2 separate regions of the Homo sapiens genome follow, and region 1 is linked to region 2. The links are chromatin loops, found by intact Hi-C in ENCODE. Cell type or tissue: A673. All regions are shown on one strand.

Region 1 (8,000 bases), 480 kb before region 2:
TGGTAGCAGAGGAGGTGGTGAGAAGTGATTGGATTCAGGATACAATTTAAATATAGAGCCAATGAGATTTGCCAAATGATCAAATATGGGGCATTATGAGAGAAAGAAATGAATCAAGAATTCTAGATTATGCAATTAGATGAATACAATTGCCATTTACTGAGATAGACAAGAAAGATGGTTGGGGTGTGGAGAAAGAATTTAGGAGTTTAGTTTGGGAAATGTTAAATTTGTTATGCCTGTTAAAGATACCCAAATGGAGGTGTCAAGTAAGCCTTTCTTTAGAGGAGTCTGGAATTCAGGGGAACGTCCTGGTCTGGAGATAGAAATGCAGGGATCGTCAGCATACAGATGGTATCAGAAAGACTGAGCTCATCAATGGAGGGAATGAAGGTAGAGAAAAGGTTCAAGGATGGAGCTCTATGGCAATCCAATGGTTAGAAGTCTGGGTGATGAAAGGAACCCGTAATGAGAGAGAAGTGGCCAGATAGGTTAGAGGAAATCCTGGACAGTGTGATGCCCTGGATGTCAAGGGAAGCAAGTATTTCAATAAGTTCAGGTTTCTTTGCTACAAAGCCAGCTTGTCATTACAATTACCACCAAGAATCCACTGTGAAGGAGGAACTACTGGCTATGATAAGCTATGCTACATTTTGACCTTATGAAGAAACAATTCCAACCAGAAAAGATGGTCACTAAGATTGAGATTTATTTTCTTTTTCATATACACTTTTGAGCTGATTTTATTTTGGCAACCAAAAAATACAGCATTGACCCAATGTAATCACTGAAATGGACTGGAATATTTTCTTTCACCTTCTAGTGTTCTGTGTAATTGACATTTTTCCTTGAAGCAAATCCTCCAATTCTGAGAGATGGAGCTATAAATCTGAGTGGTTATATGTGTGGTCAGACTGCTGGGAATTTGTATGGGTAAATTTGATAAATGTTTCCAGAGGTGCAGTGCAGGCACTCTTTTTCCTACCCCTCTCCATTTATTCTCTGACAGTGGTTCTTGGAATTCTCTGTTTATTCAACAGTAAAAACAAATTAATATTTCAAATTGCTCATTCATTATCTCTGTGAAATCTGGTCTTTAATTTCTTACTTTTTCTAAGCAGGTTAGGAGCAGCCATGCCTGTAATGGCTGGGGAAGACTAGAGGTGGAGCCTGTGTGGGATTTGGGGTTGGTGACAATAGGTGGGAAGAAGAGGATCTGGATTTCTTTTGGAAGCCTGAAGCTTTGGGAGCAATCTACTATCAGGGTTGGGATAGGTTCTGCCATCCATCCACGTGGGTTTGTCTAGCCAAGTAAAGGAAATGAAGAACACATGGCCTAGAGCACCATGCTGCTCATCCTGGTTAGACACAACTGCAAGCACATCAGCTTTGCTCTCCACACTGAGTCCCCAACGTTCTCACTGCAAAGAACTCTCAGGCTTGCTTCTCTGAAAAATACAATTGCTGGCAACTCAAGATGCACAAAGCAGGACCATTTATTGCATCTCTTATCAAGGCATATCTGATGACAAGTCAGCCTTACTCAGCAAAATCTCATTACAGAACATTCATCTCACACAATTTTATACTGCTTCATTTTGTGAGTTACAACTTCAGAGGACTCATCTTTACATGTAAGTAGTATATAAAAACATACACCACAGACCATGTATTGCTTCTTACTGTAAGGAAAAATACCACTTGTTAAGTCAGCATTATTTCCCCCAAGTAAATTAGGTAAATAAGACAATGCCCAAATCTGTGCATTGCAACTCTGCAGGTGATACAACTGCTGGGGACTTGACTTCAGAAGAAGTGGATGAGGACAGCACATTGCTGTACGCTGTTTCTCTGGGGAAATGTAGGTGTTGGTATTCAGCACTGCTGCATGTAGAAGCTGCCCAAGCACAGGCTTCACGGAGCTATAGTTTGCTTCTCTATAAGGAGAAAACAACTGTTGGTTATTCAGGTTTTCTTCTCAAATGAGTTATTGAAATACTTATGGCTTGAAGTGTAATCTCTCCATGTCTTGTTCATTCAACAACAATTGCTTTTACATGTCAGACACTGATCTATGTGCTTGGAATATGTTACAGAAACATACAAAAATACAAAAATTCTTGCTGCCTTGGAGTTCATATTCTAGTTGGGGGAGAAAAAGTAACTAAAAATGTAATAAATAGTTAAATTATATAATGTGTTGGAAAGCCATAAAATGACATGGGAAAAGTGAAGCATGATAAGAAGTTTGGTAGAGAGAGAGCAACAGGTTGCAATTTGAAGTAGAGGAGACAGAGTAGCTTCATTGAGAGGGTGACATCCAAGAAAAGATTTGCAGGAGGTGAAGTAGTAAGCTAAGTGAATCTCCTGGGGAAAGTGCTCCAGGCAGATGAAAGAGCCAGTGCAGAAACAAGCCAGGCACATGTCAGGAAGAGCATGGAGACCAGTATGGCTAGAGTGGAGTGAATAAGGGAGAGAATAACAGGAGTTGAGGTCAAAGAGGTGATGGGGCCCTGCTTGTAGAAGGCCTTATTGGCCATCTGAGGGACTTGGCATTTAGTTTGAGTGAAATGGGAAGCCTTGGAAAGATTATAGGCAGAGAGATGATATGATCTGAGTTACATTTTAAGAAGATCATTCTGGTTTCTATGTTAGGAATAGTCTCTTGGAACACGAGTTTGACAGCAAAAAGACCAAAAGGAGGCTGTAGCAATACTCCGGGCGAGAGAGGGTGATGACTCAACCCAGGGAGGGAGTGGCGGCCAGAGGTATGAGTGAGAGGGTCAACAATGACACCAAAGATTTTAGTATGAGCAATTGGGAGCTTCTATCATCTGAAATGGGAAAACCCTCTAATAGAGTAGATTTGTGGGAGAAGATGAGAACCCCATTTTTGGACATGTTAAGTTTAAGGGGTCTCCGAGAAATCTCAGTGGACATATCAAGTAGGCAACTGCGTATATGAGTCAGGGATTCAGGAGAGATGTTAGTTACAATATAAAAAATTGGGGTTCATTGGCATATTGACAAAGGAGTTTATTAAGAAAGTGACTGTAGGGAAAAGAAAACCAAGGACTGATTCTTGGGGCAATCCAAATGAACTGATCTGGGAGAAGAGGGGACTACAATCAAGACCAAGAAGGAAGAATCAGTGAGATATGAGGCAAATGAGAAAGAGTGTGGTGTCCTGGGCGCCAAGTTAAAAAAATATATTAAGGAAGAGGGTGATCAGCCATGCCATTGGATTTGCAGGTAAATTTCCTCCTCTATAAAATTCAGGTCATATGTTATTTGGATATTGGGGTATCCTGTTTAAAGAATTTCCAATTAAAAGCTTTTTATTCATTAAAAAATAAAATAAAGGCTGGGCGCAATGGCTCATGCCTGTAATCCCAGCACTTTGGGAGGCCGAGGCGGGCGGATCACCCGAGGTCAGGAGTTCAAGACCAGCCTGGTCAACATGGCGAAACCCTATCTCTACTAAAAATACAAAATTAGCCGGGCATGGTGGTAGACACCTGCAATCCAAGCTATTCGGGAGGCTGAGGCAGGACAATCGCTTGAACCTGGGAGGTGGAGATTGCAGTGAGCCGAGACTGTGCCACTGCACTCAAGCCTGGACAACAAGAGTGAAACCCTGTCTCAAAAATAAAAATAAAAATAAAGTAAAATAAAATGCAGGTAATGATAGTGTCTGCCTGATAGGCTTAAATAAGATACTATATGTGAATTGCCAGTCACAATACCTAATGCTAGTATGGGCTATTATAATAATAAATAGTATACTATTTATTATTTTTATTCCTAACATCTCTGAAAAATCACTTATCACTATAAAGCTGTTCACTCACCAAGCTAGCCCCAAGGGGGCGCTCAAAGCCTTCCCTTCTTCCCCATTACTTTTCCTACAAAAGGGAACTCAAATTTAGATGTAGGACAAAATGAACTCTCATTGGCAACTGAACCATTTTGTAGCAAAGACTGGAAAACCCAATGCAGCGAGTGTCAAACTTCAGTGTGGATAAGAGTTACTCGAGGAGCTTGTTAAAATGCAAGACCACAGCAGGCCCAACAGATCAAATAAATCGGAAGGGAACCTGTTTTCCCACCCCAGGTGATTCGAATATATGTATTCTCATGATGCTCTAGTATGGGGCAGGAGGGTGGTAAAAATAATAACTAGCCTGGAGTAAATATTCTCTTCCTCTCTTCTTCTTGGGACCTTGAAATGAGTTTTGCTCTTCCTTTTTTCCTCTCTTCCATGTAGCCAGTGAGGTAAGCCATCCCTGGTGCTTCCTTGGACTGGGAGGTCCCAGCAGGACCAAGATGTTTCTACAAAAAGCACAGTGGAGAGGGCGGCTTGGGCTTGCTTTTAGTTTGTCGACATCAGAGGACACAAAGTGATGCCTGCCAGTCCACATCTGGCCCCCAGATTTGTTTTATTTGACCTGAACAGAATTGGCCCATCCAGTGCTTTAATAAAATTTGAATTTGTTTTCAACATTTAAAACTCAGGAGATTTCACATACAAACCCAGATTTCCTGCTTCTCTGGAACAATAAGAAGATGTGAAACCTGGCCCCGTGTTCCTATACGGCAAAGCTGCTTCCTTTAGATGGGTGTGGACTCTGGAATCTGCCACCATCCCCTTCATTCTTTATTGTTCTCCCCAAAGTCAGGTGTCGGTTGCTATTTATCATCATACATACACTCCTATTTTCCTTAAAGTTGAAGAAAACGAAGCATTTCTTTAGAAAATGAGGATATAACAAGAGGAGTAGTGTTTTTAAAAATAAATTTTCTTATACCAGACCCCTTTTCTCGTTTGCATTATGGGCCTGTCTTCTCTAGGCATTTAAGTTTGCTATTGCAGGTCTAGCTCTTAATCCAGAGGTGAAAAGTTGTCTTTATATTAAAGAATGATGTGGAATATCACAGCAGTAAAAAGGAGCAGAACTACTAATGCACACTAAAATTAATGAATTCCAAAAGTTAGGCTGAGCAAAAGAAGTCAGACACAAAAGCATAATACTATATAATTCCATTTAGATGAAAAATTCTAGAAAAGTTGAAACTAAGCTATAGTAACAGAAAGCAGAGCAGTTGTTTCCTAGGACAGAGGTTGGCTGCAAAGGGCATGAGAAAAAGTTTCTGGAATGATGGAAGTGCTCTATCACTTAATTGTAGTGGGACTTATATGCAGAGATATATATTTGTTAAATCTCATTGACGTGCATTGTATTTTATTTTATTATTTTTTTAGACAGAGTTTCTCTCCTGTTGCCCAGGCTGGAGTGCAATGGCCCGATTTCAGCTCACTGCAACCTCCACCTCCTGGGTTCAAGCGATTCTCCTGCCTCAGCCCCCCGAGTAGCTGGGATTACAGGCATGCACCACCACACCTGGCTAATTTTGTATTTTTAGTAGAGACAGGGTTTCTCCATGTTGGTCAGGCTGACCTCAGGTGATCCACCCACCTTGGCCTCCCAAAGTGCTGGGATTACAGGCGTAAGCCACCACGCCCAGCCTGATGTGCATTTTAAATAAATGTTTTTCTTGCATGCCTATTATACCTAATAAAGTTGATTCTTTTGTTACCTAATAGAATTGTCCAAGGAAAGAGATGGAATAAAGTGGGCCCTTGCCTAGGGCTCTTTTTTGCCTATCGCTGTCTGGAATTTACTATAGTAGGTGGGAGAATAGAATAGAATAGAATTTCAAGATTCACAGGCATTGTGACCAATATTTATGTCTCCTGGAGATGTAAATAACATTTGGCAGAAGGCAACAGACCCAGTTGAGAGTTCAGTTGGTAGAGGAGGCATGGATTGTGGCACAAGTTCCTCCAGAGACTTTAAACTGCTGGAAGACCTGCTCTTCAGCCTCCTTCCATGTGAAGAGAGCCTCCTGGAGGCCCTGGGAGAGGAGCTAGTAAGCTGCATGAGGCGCTGGCAGAAATGTGGGGGCTTTTCTTTTTTCCCTTCTTTCCTTCTTCCTGCTCCTTCTTTGATAAACTCACACTCCGGAACCTCAATCTGCAAAGGCATCTTTTATTCGTGGTGGGCGACATTCCTTGGTGAGAAAGCAAAATCTGGTCTGGGCGACCCTGGATATCCTCCTGGAGGACCAGGGCAGGCTCACCTCCAAATACACAGGGCTTTGGGGTGTAGGCTTTTGGCTTGGTTGTATCTGACATTGCAGGCAAATGCCCCATCTTTCCTCCTTTCTTGTGTTTCTTAGTCAGGATTGAGAAACTGACTTGCACTGTAAAAAATGCAAAGCAATAGAATTTTTATGGTTGACTTGGCCAACTTACAAGAACCTGACAGAGCTCTCAGTAAATTCAGAACTGAAGAACTCATTACGTGGGAGTATTAACAGATACTATGGGTACTCCACCCATATTCTCTTGCCCTTACCACTTCCTCATAAGCTGTTTGATTTCAACAGCAGCACCTGCATTTCTTTGCCTGAGGGTTTTCCAGTGAGGTTGTACCATTGTGCATTCCCACCAGCAATATCTGAGAGTTCCAGTTGCCTCTCATCATCAACAGCACTTGATATTATTGTCAGGTTCTTTTTTAAAGTTATTCTAGTAAGTGTAGCATTGTCTCATCATGGTTTTAACTTGCATTTCCGTAATGACTAATGATGTTGAGCACCTTCCATATGTTTATTGGCTACCAATATATCTCCTCTGGTGAAGTATCTGTTCAAAACTTTGCTATTTAAAAAAAAAAAACTTGGTCTTTTTTTGGTTGAGTTTTGATAGTTCTTCATATAGTCTGGCTTCAAGTTTGTTGTCAGAAGAGTGCTTTACAAATATTTTTTCTCTGTCTGTGGCTTATCTTTTCTTTTCTTTTTCTTTTTCTTTTTTTTTTCTTTTCTGTTTTTGAGACAGGGTCTCACTCTGTCGCCCAGGCTGAAGTACAGTGGCACAATCTCGGCTCACTGCAACCTCCACCTCCCAGGTTCAAATGATTCTCCTGCCTCAGCCTCCCGAGTAGCTGGGACTACAGGGACTACAGGCACATGCCACCACACTGAGCTAATTTTTGTATTTTTAGTAAAGACAGGGTTTTGCCATGTTGGCCAAGCTGGTCTCAAACTCCTGAGCTCAAGTGATGTGCCTGCCTCAGCCTCCCAAGGTGCTGGAATTACAGGTAGGAGCTACCATGCCTGGCCCGTCTTTTTGTAATGTCTTTCATAGAGCAAAAGTTTTGCATTTTGATGAAGTTCAACTTATTGATTGTTTTTCTTTTATGGCTGTGCTTTAGGTATCAGATCTGAAACTATTTCCCTAATCCAAGCTCACATTCAGAATCAACACCTGTTTCTGATTCATTTTGAGTTAATTTTTGTACATGGTGTGAGAAATGAATCAAAATTCATTTATTTGTCTAATTCTTCCAGTTATTTCTTGATAATATATTTCATATAAGGTCTTTTTCCAATATTACTCCACTTGTTTTTCCTTTCTTTGCGCCCCAGGCATAACCAATCTCGAGATTTTTGTGCATATCCTTCTGATGCAGCTTTTACACATTTGGGTATAAATATGTGTCAGCTGGGCATGGTGGTTCATGCCTGTAATCCCAGCACTTTGGGAGGCTGAGGCGGTTGGATCACAAGGTCAGGAGTTCAGGACCAGCCTGGCCAAGATGGTGAAACCCCGTCTCTACTAAAAATACAAAAATTAGCCAGGTGTGGTGGCAGGCGCCTGTAATCCCAGCTACTTGGGAGGCTGAGGCAGGAGAATCGCTTGAACCCGGGGGGCAGAGGTTGCAGTGAGCTGAGATCAGGCCACTGCACTCCAGCCTGGGTGACAGACTGAGACTCTGTCTCAAAAAAAAAAAAAAAAAAATTGTGTCACTAAATACATATAACATAGTATTTATTTTTACATGTTTTAAGCTCTATTCATCTTGATATGCATAGATCTAGTTTATTCCTTTTAACTGCCATATAATATTGCAATATATGAGTATACTACTTCCATC
Region 2 (8,000 bases):
GAGATGAAAAATGTAGATTCTTAGCCCAGTCTGCCTGGGTTTGAACCCTAGCCCTACAGTGTCTTAGCTGTGGACTAAATTCTCTGGGCTTTGGATGGCAGTGAGTGCTCAGTATCAGCTATCATCACTCTGTTTTTTGAGTATTTTCAGGCCCTAGAGAGGTGTCATTTTCCATTTTAGTTGACCAACTGTGGGTTGCATAGAAGTTTGTATAAACTGTTGTGGTAGTGCTTTAACAGAAATGTTTTACTTTGAGTTTCCCTTAGTGTTTTCTGAGCCATAAACTGATTTAAAATTCCTCTTCCTGCTTACACCAAAAAGTTGAAAATCTGGTCCCAAAAAGTTTTATTGGATTGGTTATAACAAAATCCCATTTCAGAATTAGCCATCATGTTCCTGGGCAGGAAGTCCATTCCAGAAAATGGTGCAAATAGTGTGAGTTTTAAGGTAGAAAGTGACAACACCGATTGGGTGCGGTGGCTCACCCATGTAATCGCAGCACTTTGGGAGGCTGAGGCGGGCGGATCACCTGAGGTCAGGAGTTCAAGACCAGCCTGACAAACATGGAGAAACACTGTCTCTACTAAAAATACAAAATTAGCCGGGTGTGGTGGCACATGCTTGTAATCCCAGCTTCTCAGGAGGTTGAGGCAAGATAATCGCTTGAACCTGGGAGGTGGAGGTTGCAGTGAGCTGAGATAGCACCATTGCACTCCAGCCTGGGTGACAAGAGTGAAACTCTGTCTCAAAAAAAAAAAAAAAATGACAACACCTTCCCACTCTGAAGAAGAAAAGGAATGAAATGGTAAATATGCCCACGTTCCTTTATCTGAGCTTAGTTCAATGCAACAGCCTTTTCCAAGGTGCCAGCCACAGTGCAGGGATTCCTTCCCAAGGGCTGAGTTGGAGAAGGACAGTTCACAAATAGCTGTTATGAGGAAGATGGTCATAAAAGCTTAACAGAGATTAAGAGGTAGAACAGGCAGAGCGTAAAGGGGGAGCCTCTGGAGGAGGCATCATCTGAGTGGGCCTTGAACTATGGTGAGGGTAAGATGCAAACAATTGTCTGCGCATGGGGGCTTGGGTGAGACATGCACAAACTCTCCTCACCATCTAGGGAAATTTCTGAGGACAGTAAATGGTGTTCTTAGGATCTGGGATCATATGAAGGATCCCTTGGGGACCAGATTTCATTGAGTTTTGTGTTTGATTTTATTTTTGTTTGTTTGTTTTTTGAGACAGAGTCATGCTCTGTTGCTCAGGCTGGAGTGTAATGGCACGATCATGGCTCACTGCAACCTCTGCCTCCCAGGTTCAAGTGATTCTCCTGCCTCAGCCTCACAAGTAGCTGGAATTACAGGCATCCACTACCACGCCCAGCTAATTTTCATATATTTTTTAGTAGAGACAGGGTTTCACCATGTTGGCCAGGCTGGTCTCAAACTCCTGACCTCAAGTGATCTGCCTGCCTCAGCCTCCCAAAGTGCTGGGATTACATGCATGAGCCACCGTACCTGGCCTGTGTTTTATTTTAACCAGTTATGTGAGTATTGTGTTCACTCTAAAATAGACATTAAAATAAAAATGCTTGCTTTTTTGCCATAATATGCTTCAGAAAGGAGGATTGTGTGGTTTTGTCTGTGGCTTCTGTTCATCCTGGCTGGAGCAAACCAATCTCACTAGATAGTTTGCTTCCATCTATAACACAGCAGTTCCTGAGGCCTTTCAAGAGGCAAATGCACGTACCTCTTCTTCTGTCTACCCTTAAATGAATACAGAACCTTTTGAAATACTGGACTTTTACCCTCTGTACCTTTTGCAAATCATCTTTATTGAATACAGTAAGTCACCAGGCTTAAGTGTACACTTTGAGTTTTGACAAATGTATGATCACAATCTATAAACACTTCCATCATCCTGGAAAGTTCCCTGTGCCTTTGCAGTCAATCTCCTGCTCCAAATCTTTTTTTTTGTTTGTTTACTTTTTATTTGGAACCGATTTAAAATTTACAAAGAATTTGCAAGAATAAGAATAGCACAAACAACATAGGTATGCCCTTTTCCCTTGGCAGTGTTTGAGGGTAAGTTAAATGTATTGTGGCCTTTTTTTCCCTAAACTCTTAAGCGTGTTTTTCTAAAAATAGGGATAATCTCTTACATAAGCGCAGTACACTTATGAAAGGTCTGTACATTTCACTTTGATGCAATATTTGTGTCCAATCTATTATCCATATCCCAGTTTTGTTGGTTCACCCAATAACGTCCTTAGTGGTGTTCCCCCACCTCCAGTACAGGGTCCAGAGGAGGCTCAGGGATTGCATTTGGTTCTCATATCCTTTTAGTTTCTTTAATCTGGAACTTTTCCACAAAGTCATTGCTTCTACGACACTGAATTTTTGAAAAATACAGTCCCCTCTCCCTTTTTTTTTAACAGACGGTTTCTCATTTGGGATTTAACTGGTGATTTTCTTACGATTAGCGATCCCCACTGTGCTTTTCTGGCTGGAACACTGGATACGTGCTGTTGTGTCCTTCTCGGGGGTGGCATCTGGAGGCACACCATGTCCATCTGCTCCTCTGTGGTGGTGATAACTCTGATGGCCTGGTTAAGATATTGTCTGTTTTATCCACTGTATCATAATTTTGTGGAGAGACACTTTATAAGGCTAGTAAATACCCTGCTTCTTATCAAGATTTAGGAGTCATTGATGGTTTCCAGTTGATCCAATCTATAACATGGTATCTGCAGAATGATTTTCCAACTCCAGCACTCTCCACATTTACCAGTTGGCATTTGACATTCTACTGCAACAGCCTTACCTTTGCCCTTCCTTCCTTCCTTCCTTCCTTCCTTCCTTCCTTCCTTCCTTCCTTCCTTCCTTCCTTCCTTCCTTCCTTCCTTCCCCCCCCTCCCCTCCCCTCCCCTCCCCTCCCCTCCCCTCCTTCCTTCCTTCCCATGCAAATTCGTGAATACCTAGGTTTTTTTCCCTCAATGATTTTTTACTTCATTACTGTTCTTAATCATTTTGGTGCTCAAATCATACCCGACTTGTGCAATGAGATCCCCTTCAAGCTGGCTCCTGTGTCACTGTGACATGCCTCTGTCTGTTGTTTTTTTTTTTTTTTTTTTTTGAGCATTTTATTGTTTTCTGGCATAACATGCCCCAGGCTCGTCTTGTACCAATTCTTCCCCAGCTGGGGAAGAAATCAGCTGTTTCTCAGAGGGGCTCTGCTTCCTTTTATTGGAGAACTGGATCTTTTAAAAAAAATCTTTAAGCCACTTGAAACAAAGATATCAAGTCCCTAATTCAGATCAATTACTAGTACAGTATCCAAGTACCTAAAGAATCAAGGTGCTAAGTCATGTCATTAGAGGATGAAATTTTTGAGGCTTTAATAAGTCTTAAGCTGTGGGCAGATATAAAGTGGAAAAATCTGACAGTGGAGTTTGGCAAAAAGCAATGCAAATAAAGTCTTAATCTTCAAATGGTCTTTTTTTCTTTTTCTTTTTAAAAGATGCCTTCTAGTCTGTCATCTTTTGCTTTCTCATTTCCCATGATACTTAAACCACAAAGGGAAAAATACCACTGTAACAACTCCCATGTGTAGGGCTATATGAAGGGAGTTCATGATATTGGGAAGTCAGAGAGGGATTTTCAGTGAATTATTGGAGCAAAGCTATGATGATACTAAAGATGGTTGAAATTCAAAGAGGAGACAATCATTTATCGGAAGGACTGTCACCAGGGCATCTCATGGAATTCAAAGAGGATTTGAATAATAAATGAGAAAGAGCAAGTGCCAGGGCAGTTGGGTTAGGGGACTCAAGGCACAGCCATCAACAGGACTTGACCCCATCCCCTTCCAAGCTTGAGAGCCCTCTCTGCAGACCTTTATAGCCAGGTTGTGGCATCAGGGTGCACTCCTGGATCAATCAGTTCTGGCCAGGGGACATGTATCATGGACATGACTGTCACCTGAGTGCAGATGGCCGGGGACTGGGATCCCTGTGAGCCAGGTAGCCACAGCTACAACTACTGTTAGAGGAAGAAAATATACTAGCGGAAATCCAAGGGCTCTAAAGTTGGAAGGGACCACAAAAGCCTCTGCAAGAGCCCTCACATTCATTATGAAGATTGGCTCTCTGCTGATGGGTAAATTAGCCATGCTGGCCAAGATTCTTGATTGTTGACCATGTAAGCAGAGTAATAATTTATTAGAGTGGAAGCAGGAAATAGAATTAATGGAAATTGGAGAGGAGGCTCCGCAAAAGGGCAGGATTTAAGGGACTCTGGACATAGCAAATGCTAGTACCAGACAAGACTGTCAAGGACACAGTCAGTGGACTCCACCACCCTGCCAGTCGCTGCTGCTGCTGCTGCTAGACACTTATATTCACAGCAGAGCTGCAAATCACCTGTGACCATCTTCTGCACCCTGGTGTCACTTTTCAAAACCTCCATCTGTCTGATTGTGCTCATCTACCAGGTTGTTGGGGGGAGGCAGTGTGACACAGCGGTTAGCATGTTCTTTGGAGCCAGCCTTGCTGGGTTTAAAATATAGGCTTTTCCACTGATAAGCTGTGTGCATCCTGGAATGTACATTAGTTTCTTCATCTGTTAAAGGGGAATAACAACCCAATGAGGCACGTACTATTATGAGGATTAAATGAGTTGTCATTTTTAGAGCGTTTAGAATAGTGCCTGGCACATAGTCAGTGCTATTTATTTTAGGTGCTTGTTAAATAAAATTCTGCCAGCCTTAGCTTTCTACCATAGGGAAAGGGGGTGGGCTGCTGCCTCCTACCTTTCTTGAAACTCTTCCCCCAGAAGGTAAGTGCTCAGATGCTGGGCAGCGCCAAATTACAAAGATCTACAACAAAAATGTGATATTTTCCATAAAATAACTTTTCCTAAATGGATTGGTAAAGGCAAACTCAAAAACTAAAATGTAAGCTTTCAGACAGTGGAATCATGAAAAGAAAAGGAGGCAGATGTCTTTAAATATTAAGGTGTATTTAATATTGCTCTAGTTAATTTCTTGAATTTGTTTTTTAAAATCATGCCTTTATTCTACAGGGCTATGAAAATTTCACACATGTATCCTATTATCCCAGGAAATTGCCACAGCCCATCTGCCAGCATTGTCTCTGGTGTTAAACATTTGCCAAATCTCACCACTTCTTCCCCTATCCAAAGCTGCAATTCACCTGCGTTATTGCAGTGTCCTCTTGATTTCCCATCTCCCACATTTGCCCTTCTTTGGTCCATTTAAAAACTTAGATTTATATTATTACCTTACTTAAATTCAGTGTCTTTTACTTACACTTGGAATAAATGCCAAATGCTTTCCTACCTCTCGGAATGTACACAGGGTCATTCTCCCACTGGTTTGCTGGGCTGAAGCCAAACTCACCTTTGTGTTTTTCAAACACAACATTTGTTACCTCTGGGTCTTTAAGCTTGCTTTTTTTCCTGCCTGGAACATTCTTTTCTGTTCCCCACTCTTGTTCCACATACATGGCTGTTTCTTCCTTATCTTCACGTCTCAGCTCAAAAGTTCATCTCTTGACAAGGCCTTTCCAGATCACACTACCTGAAATTATCCTTGCACCATTTACTCTTAGTTGCCTGGTTCTATAACTTGGCTTTATTTCTTCATAGCTGTTATCTTGGAATTGACCTGATATTCTTATTTGCTTACTTGTTGACTTGTCTGCCCCCAAATAGATTGCAAGCTCTGTGAGAGTGGGGCTGTGCTATCTTGTTCCTGTATCCTGGCACCTGAACCAGTTTTGTGCCTGGTGCAATGTTTTAATAATGACTGGATGGTACAGTGTGAGCACTGAAAGCCAGAATGATACTTGACCAATCTGAAATGAGATAGGCTAGTTGACTATCAAATATGAAATATTCTTCCATGAATACATGTTGATATACCCATGTTACAGATAGAACAAGCAAGTGCTCATGATTATTCAGAGAGAGAGTCGTTAATTACTTCACTATAAGACTACATTTGATATTTAATATATTGATCTTCCAGTATTTTTTCAGAATAAACTTTTGCATATAAAACCAGAGAGTAGCAATAAAAGCTAAAGTTTTCTAGAATATGAACACAAAAGAAAAGTATTACCTATGTGATATGCCTGCTCCTGGTACTCTCTGTATTAACAACAAAAACAATTTTTCTTTTCATGGTTTACTAAAGCCTTGGCCTCCTGGGCTCAAGCAATCCTTCCACCTCAGCCTGCCGAGTAGCTGGGACTACAGGCATGCTACCACACCCGGCTAGGTTTTAAATATTTCTTTGGAGATGGGGTCTTGCTATTGCCCAGGCTGGTTTTGAACTCCTGGCCTCAAGCGATCCTCCTACCTCAGCCTTCAGAGTCATTGGAATCACAGGCATGAGCCACTGCACCCAGCTCAACAACTTTAACAATAGAATAGATAACAAGTTAAAATATACTTTTTAATTTAAGAAAATTATAGGGTTGCTGATAAGATATAGAAATTCCTTCCATATGTGGTTTGAATTGTGCAAAATTTAAATTTTCTCTGAAGTTGATGGGTGAGATGAGGTCAACATCTTCTCAATGGCCACTGCAGGTTTTAGGGCCAGATCTCTGTTTTTTTCCCTTTTCAGTGTGTGCTTCTTAGGTTTAAAGAGTCTATTATAACGAGAGTCAAGGTAAAGGAGACAGTGATATTCTTGGAATTGTGGAACAAAAAAGGAAATTAATAGCAAAGAACAGTGAAAAGTGGTAAGACTTTGGAAGCTGAAAGTTCAAGCCAGCAGAAATCTGATTAGTTCATGACCCAGTACCTCTTAATGGAAACTATTTTTTTCTTCAAGAAGTTAGTACTCCAGGAGCTGTAAACATCACCAGTAAATGTATGTTTTACCTTGGCAAGAATCGTTTCAAAAAGTAGCAAATGTTCATGTTTGCATAGATCCTTGTACTTGCATGTACTCTTCAAAAAACTGTGCTCCTAAAAACTGCAATGATCTTATGGCTAATAACCATTAGGTAGTTATGCTTCTATTAATGGACTTAGGAGTGCTGAGGAACCATATTCTAGTAAGAGCCATCATATATCAGTCTTCTCGTTGAAAATTCACTCTCCATGGAACATTGGCTTGTGCTGCGGTTTGAATGTTTGTCTCTTTCAAATCTCATGTTGAAAATTTGATCCCCAGTGTTGGAGGTGGGACCTGCTGCGAGGTGTTTAGGTCGTCGGGTCAGATCCCTCAAGAATAGATTAGTGCCCTCCCTTGGGAGTGAGTTCTCACTGTATTCTTGAGAGAGCTGGTTGTTCAGAAGAGCCTGGCACTTCCCCACCTCTCTTGCTTCCTCTCTTACCACATTATCTCTACACACACCAGCTCTCCTTCACCTTCCCCCAAGAGTGGAAGCAGCCCAAGGCCCTCATCAGATGCAGATGCCTAGTTTTGAGCTTTCTAGCCATGAGATTCATGAGCCAAATAAACCTCTTTTCTTTATAAATTACCCAGCCTCAGGTATTCCTTTATAACACAGAATGGATTAAGATGGCTGATATTTCCATCCAAAGAGTAATACTCCTGTTGTCAAGTTTGCTTTTTAAAAATTGACTGACAAATTCTAATATTTTGTGCTTTTTTAATGAATGAGAGAAAAAAGTAAAATGTATGTTTTATTGTTTTGCCTGAAAGCCATCTTCTGTATTGATGATCAGTTGTCAGTTATTATTAGATGGATTATCCATGCCATTTCTCTCTTGAATCTGCCATAAATAAGACCTTCCTTTCTGAGTAACCCATCCCAGAATATTTGCTTCTGTTGCTCAGCTACTGTGTAATTGAAAAATATGTTAATTATATTACTAATAAAAATCAAATGAAGGTGATTAATCTTTTGTAGAATTATCTTCTAATCCATTTAGTGGTAAGCCATTAGTAGTCTTCATCAACACCACTCAAAATGCACCTGTGTTTAGAAACCTTTATAGCAATTT

The links. A loop is a pair of places that touch in the nucleus more often than their neighbours do. Peaks named below come from ENCODE experiments on the same cell type or tissue, not always from the same donor. Only the 100,000 strongest peaks of a DNase experiment are listed, where the experiment ranks them.
Region 1: a loop joins it to region 2, with 4 times the contacts of the local background. A loop is called at or near these places in 2 of 110 quality-filtered maps.

The regions. Positions count from the first base shown.
Region 1 is chr9:78,117,581-78,125,580 of GRCh38, reverse strand. No RefSeq gene overlaps it. Among named protein-coding and RNA genes, the nearest start is that of GNAQ, 90 kb to the right of the region's middle. In A673, a CTCF peak has its summit at 3,861 (motif pointing right); a DNase peak (open chromatin) is centred at 3,880.
Region 2 is chr9:77,636,004-77,644,003 of GRCh38, reverse strand. All of the region lies in intron 1 of GNA14 (G protein subunit alpha 14), which reads left to right. Among named protein-coding and RNA genes, the nearest start is that of GNA14, 8.3 kb to the left of the region's middle. In A673, no CTCF peak of the experiment used is centred here; DNase peaks (open chromatin) are centred at 2,623, 3,063 and 3,643; H3K27ac peaks cover 5,885 bases.